Regions from separate parts of the Mus musculus genome. Here region 2 is linked to region 1. The links are chromatin loops, found by intact Hi-C in ENCODE. Cell type or tissue: gastrocnemius. All regions are shown on one strand. Links, peaks and the distances in the headings refer to the core of each region. The heading gives the core; the rest is flanking DNA.

Region 1 (2,902 bases), core at 245-2,744:
GGAATGGAAATCCCCATCCAGGCATACTGGTTGTGTTTGTCAAGGCTCAAAACACATTAATAGCCTCCTTCTGGTGAATCCTATTTTTAACACTCTACCTCAAAAGACATCCATTCAACAGGGCAGTGAATCTGGAGCTCAGGAGTTTAGAAACCTATCCCCAAGATGATGCTGTTTACTGCTGCGCCTACATAGGGTTAGACATCTAAAGTCAAAGAGACGGATGCCCAGTTCCCTGGCAACCTTGTTGCTGTGACGAGCCAGCACATCTGGAGGATGAAAGCAACAAGAAAAGGCAAAGGGGTTGGCAAGATGCCTCTGCCAGTGAAGGCACTTGTGGTGCAAGTCTGGGGATGTGAGTTCAAGTCCCCAAACACACACAAGCAGAAAGAAATACTGACTTTGTAGAGTTTTTCCTCTGAGAAGATTCAGAGGCCTCAGGACAGCTGGGTGGTCCCAAACCCTTGTCAAACCATCTTTATGAGGGGGGCTTTCCCTCACATCATTCATATTCCTGCAACACAGTGTCTGCTCACAAGGCAAAGGCTGTAGGGCTTACACATTTGACCGTTTTAAGGTCAGTTATATACAGCATTCAACTAAGCACAAAGGAACACCACTCTTCTCCAAAGAAGGCTTGCCACCTTGGGAGGCTAATGTTGTCTCAGAAGTTGGGCTAGCAGCTTGATGGGGAGGGGGCTTGATGGGGAGGGGCCGGGGGAGCTTGAGAAGAATAAGCTAACGGGGAGCTCCCACTCATGAGGCTATAGCTTCTTGCCACTCTCTTAGACCCTAACAAAATGACCACTCTGATTGTTAGATCGCACTGGCATGATACCAGTGCCCAATACTGCCATCAGCTGTGTGTGACATGAATCATCTGAATGCTAAGGAGATACTAAAGAAGAAAAGTGCATCTTGCCTCTTTGCAGTGAACACAAGCTCCCATGTGGATTCTCCACACATGGGAAGCTGGGTTGTCCTGGCCGGGGGCAGGGAAGGCTGTAATACCCTTCCTAAAAATGCCATGTCACAGCTGGCTGGGTGTGGTGGTCCATGCCTTGAATCCCAGCACTGAGAGGCAGAGCCAGGTGGATCTCTGAGTTCAGGCCAAGCTAGGACAGCCAGGGCTACACAAAAAAATTCTGTGTCTCCAAGAGAGAGAGAGAGATAGAAGAAAATATATATGCCAGAGTTGCCAGGGTCTTAACAGGTAGGAACTCCTTCTAGCTCCCCTCTCAAATCTTTCAAGTCCCCAAACTTTGAAGCCCTCTAGACTACCCCTCTACACCTCCAAGCCTTGACACAGCCCATCTTTCTCCCCATTGCACCTGCTGAGGCCCCACTGGGAAGCCAGATGGAAATGGCCACACCTGTTGCCATAGTGACCCTGCACATCTGGCCTCTGGCTTCCTCTGAATTTGTGCAACTGTATCTTCTCAGGCCACCAATAACTTCCAGACATACCCTTCTCCATCTGCTCTAAAGACATACATACCATCGAGCCTTCCTGCGCCAGGACACTTGACACAGAAAACAACGGGGGTGGGGGTTGAGGGGGGTGGTGAAGAGCCATCTCTCAGAGAACTCAAAGCCTTACCCAGCGCAGACAATAAATCCGAACCGTCCTCTCAACAAAAGCCCAATTCAAACAAGCTCTCCCCAGACACCCCTGCCAATGCCCCTCACTTGCTCACCACTTTATAATGGTCACAGGAATCACGACTTTGGTCCCGAGCAGGGACCCATACGTTGATACTTATTGGCATAACTGGACCCCTGCTGGCAGGCAGTAGTGTGATCCTCAGCGGTCAAGCAGCCGGTGCCCTCTCTAGGGGGTGTTTAGTTCAAAGCAGTGTGGAGGCGTGTGAAGCCTCCGAGGTTAATTTTAGCTGTGGTCAGATTTCCTTACACGGGCCACCTCCTGAACAGCCGCAGCTTACGTTACCCCAACCCTTGGGGCGGCCTCCTGGCCCCCTGCCCTGGCTTCTTGGTGCTGTGATTCCTGCACCTCCGTCACCCCCACCAGATTCTCTTAACCCTCTAAAATAATCCAGCTCTCTGTGCTTACATTTTCATGACACATTCAGGGGAAATACATCACGGTTTCTTTGGCTGCCCCAAGCAAACAAACCTGGGGAGCCGCCCCCTCCCTTATCCAGTGCTTGGCAGAGACTACAGTGGATGTTCGGGCTGAGCAAACTTCACCGAAGCCTGCAGGCTTCCAGCTTCTACACGGTTTCCAAACCCTCCCAACTCACCGGGTGCCTCCGTGCTTCTCATCTTTTGCCTCACACCCTGTTTCCTGCCCTTACATTACATTGCTTCTCACAGTCCACAGGGAGGAGCGTCTACACGCTTGAGTCCTGCAAAGAAACGGAGTTCACCTGGGCTTAGCTTTCCCAGGGATCTTGACAAAGCTACGGGGACCTCTGCCCCGAAGCTACAGGGGCCTCTGCCCCGAAGCTACAGGGGCCTCCGGCCGGATGCTGGCCCCAGGTGTTAAGCAATGGAAGAAAACAGGCTTTAGGAAAAGAGTCAGCAGAAACCGATCTTTTAAGCTCTTACATCCTGCCAAACTTCCAGACAGAGGCATGGCGGCTTAGCGATCTAGTCTGTGCTGGCCTGCTTGAAATGGCCTTGTTTCAATGTAGTCAAGAAATGGGAAAACCACACAATCTAGAGTGGCCTCTTGTGACCTCCAAACAAATATCTTGTAGACAAAACACAAGGTGTTTAAGACAGGCATGGAGGCCATGGCCATCCTCCATAGGGCACAATGCAGTCTTTGCCTGCCTTAGCCCTCCTTGTTATTCTCCAGGGTGTCTTTAGGCCCCTGCTGCAGATACTCAGGTACTCTTTGTGTGAGAAGGTGGGCATGATTAAGAAAGTGCTTTCCTGG
Region 2 (2,902 bases), core at 93-2,592, 82 kb before region 1:
AAACACAATAAAGGAGACCCTGCAAATTTTGTGGGTCTCACCTTTGAGGCCCCCCAGCCCAGAAGCATACATCTATGTGTGGCATCTAAGTTTCTGCAGAGGAGTAAGTACCGACTCTATTGGTTGATTTTTTACTTGTCTCTCTCACCAGACTGTAAGTCCCACTAGGGCAAGGCCTGGCACCTCTCTCTACACTCTAGACTATCAGTGACTATTCTGATGCTTAATACAGAAGAGACTTTGCACAAATGACCTTAGACATGTCCCGGAACATGAAGGGTGTATGATCAAGAGTGGGGCTGTTAACCATACTGCTTTGTCTCATTTGAAATTAGTCACCCGCGAAAAACAAATAAAATCTAGCAAACCTTTCCAGTTAGTAAAAAATCCACTCCTGCTAGCAAAGATCTCTTTCCTTAGGATTCATCCTTCTCCTTGAATCCCACGGCTCAATGCCCACCTCAGGGGGAGTGAGTGACAGCTAAGAGGAGGAGGGGCTTAGTTCAGCAGCTCACCTAGCTACTCACCTGGGGGAGGGGGGTGAGTGACAGCTGAGAGGAGGAGGGGCTTAGCTCAGGCCCTCAGTCAGTTCCTTGTTACTACAGACAGAATTTTTCCTCCAGGCCACCAGGACCTTACTGAACATACTTAGCCGTTCTTGGGTCTACAGTCACCCTCCCAAGTGGAGGAAAGAAAGCAGGGAACCTATGCCTGGACGGGAACATCTAGACAATCGAAGCATCTTTACACTTCTAACAGGGTACCTTAGTTCAATGGTTAAGAGCATTGAATGCTCTTCCAGAGGACCCAGTTTTGATTCTCAGCACCACAAGGCATTTCACAACCATCTGTAATTTAGTTCCAAGGGCTCTGATACCCTGTTCTGGCCTGTGCCAGCATCGAGGGACGCAATCTGCACACAGATATACACATAGGCAAAAATACCCATATTTATAAGACAAAAAAAAAATTTTTTTTAAAGTTAAATTAAGAAAAAAGAATGCTAGACAGAGATGAGATGTAGCACAAGACTTAGACAGCAGAGGGCAGCAGAGGCTCACTGTCGTGGGCTACTGAAGCAAGATGGTTGTGTGAATTTTGTTTTGTTTTGTTTTCTTTCTTCTCTCTCTCTCAAAGCCTCGCTTTTCCCAAGCTGAGTCTCTATAGGCTGAGGGCCTTGCAACCCAGTTGTCATTTCTGGAAAATACTATGATTCTCCCATCACAGTCAAGGCAACAGGCTCAGGACACAGAGGGACCTGCATCACCTTACAAAGAATTAGGCAGGCTACGGACGCTGATGCTTGAGCCTGCGTTATCATCCGCAAAGCTCAAAGAGCCTCTAAGCTACAGAAACAGGCATAGGCACTGCTGAAACCCAGCAGGAGCTCCTCGGGATCCCGGTGCACAACATCCTTCAGCATGGCCACTCACACAGGCACAACAGTCACAGACAGGCTTACCAACAATTGAGGCTACCTTCGCCAATACCTTAAAACGGATATTCTTGCTGCGACCCTTCACGTACTGCATCTAGAGGCTGTATCCCTCCCACACCAGGCTGGTGTTCTAAAGAACATCTTATCTGATAGGTTGGTTTCAGCCCTAGAGAGTCTGTCTTCTGCAGAGAAGGGCTCAAGTGCCTTCATGAGATGCCCATCACCAAGTACCAGCTGTGGCTGGACTAGAGGTTCACAGCTCAGTTGCCCCTCTCCCCTCTTGCAACGTGAAGACAGGCCTTCCATGTCCACAGAGGAGTTCATTTCATTTACTCCAAAATAAATTTATCTTTAAATGTAGATGAATACTGTCAAATACACAAGTTAGGAGGAAAAAAATGTTTTTAAAGAATATTAAAATGGAATGAACCTAGCCTTGCAGATCAAACTGCGGTAACCCTGACTAAGAGAGCACCCAGATGCCTAAGTGTATTCCCCTGCTAATGAAGCTTAAAATGAAATAGAACTCATGTACATGGGATGCTCTCTGCCTGACAAACAGGGGCAGGAGAAGCACTGGACTGATGACCTGCAGATCACACGCACAACAGGCACTCATCTCACACCCCAACACAGACTAAACCAAATTCGCATTTTGTCTTCTCATCCGACTCAGTTTCCTTTCCTCCTTCTCATTCTTCCTGCTCCCCAAAGCAAGGACAGCGTTCAGCGAAACCGTAAGCTGGTGTGCTGATTTGGTAGCACGTCCATATTGCAGAAAAGGCAAACCTGGCCACACAACCGTCTTGTTTCCATGAGAAAGGGTGAGCCCAAGCGCCACCATTCATAGCCTTACACACACCCAAGGGCTTTCCTGCCCCCTCTCCCCAGGGCTTTCCCGAATTCTGCAGCAGATAAGAAAATGGCCCCCAAAGACAGCCAGAGAAAACACACCAGACATAATTTTGTTCCCCTTGATGGTTGGCTTTTGTTTAATCCTAGTGTTAAGGACAAAAGCTGGAGTGTGAGGCTTTCATAGTTCTCCCTGGTGTCTGCTCTCCTGGGCAGAAAGAGACTCCAAACTCTTTAAGAGCCACGAGCACAAAGAACTGACTAGGGAAAGCTGAAACCCTCAAAGCACTCCTGGCCTTCTGCTACCATAGACACCACCTTGCGTACCTGCAGCCCAAGTAAGGGGTCAAACCCCAGCTCCTTGTTTTCTATGAGCTCAGCTGGCACAAGAAAGAATGAGAACATTTTAAAATAAAATACAACAATGACTTGAAGACTGGCAAGGTAAAAAAACACAAAACCAAAGTTGGCTTTGAAGTCCCTGGCTGTCAGTGAACCCAGTTATCAAGTGCTGGCTCTGAGAATAAATTTAAATATAGCTGTGATAAAATGGATATAAAATTTTCATGGCTCCCCATTTTTGAGCTCCTGCTGCATGCTGGGCTTGACTTG

What was found. Peaks named below come from ENCODE experiments on the same cell type or tissue, not always from the same donor. Only the 100,000 strongest peaks of a DNase experiment are listed, where the experiment ranks them.
Region 2: a loop joins it to region 1, with 2.6 times the contacts of the local background. A loop is called at or near these places in 3 of 42 quality-filtered maps.

The regions. Positions count from the first base shown.
Region 1 is chr7:49,342,424-49,345,325 of GRCm38, reverse strand. The region is part of intron 1 of Nav2 (neuron navigator 2); the gene reads right to left. All of the region lies in intron 2 of Gm51448 (a long non-coding RNA gene), which reads left to right. Among named protein-coding and RNA genes, the nearest start is that of Gm51448, 6.7 kb to the left of the region's middle. In gastrocnemius, for the core only: a CTCF peak has its summit at 1,786; a DNase peak (open chromatin) is centred at 1,908; H3K4me3 peaks cover 2,357 bases; H3K27ac peaks cover 2,500 bases.
Region 2 is chr7:49,424,405-49,427,306 of GRCm38, reverse strand. The region is part of intron 6 of Nav2 (neuron navigator 2); the gene reads right to left. Among named protein-coding and RNA genes, the nearest start is that of Gm51447, 12 kb to the left of the region's middle. In gastrocnemius, for the core only: a CTCF peak has its summit at 1,038 (motif pointing right); a DNase peak (open chromatin) is centred at 1,038.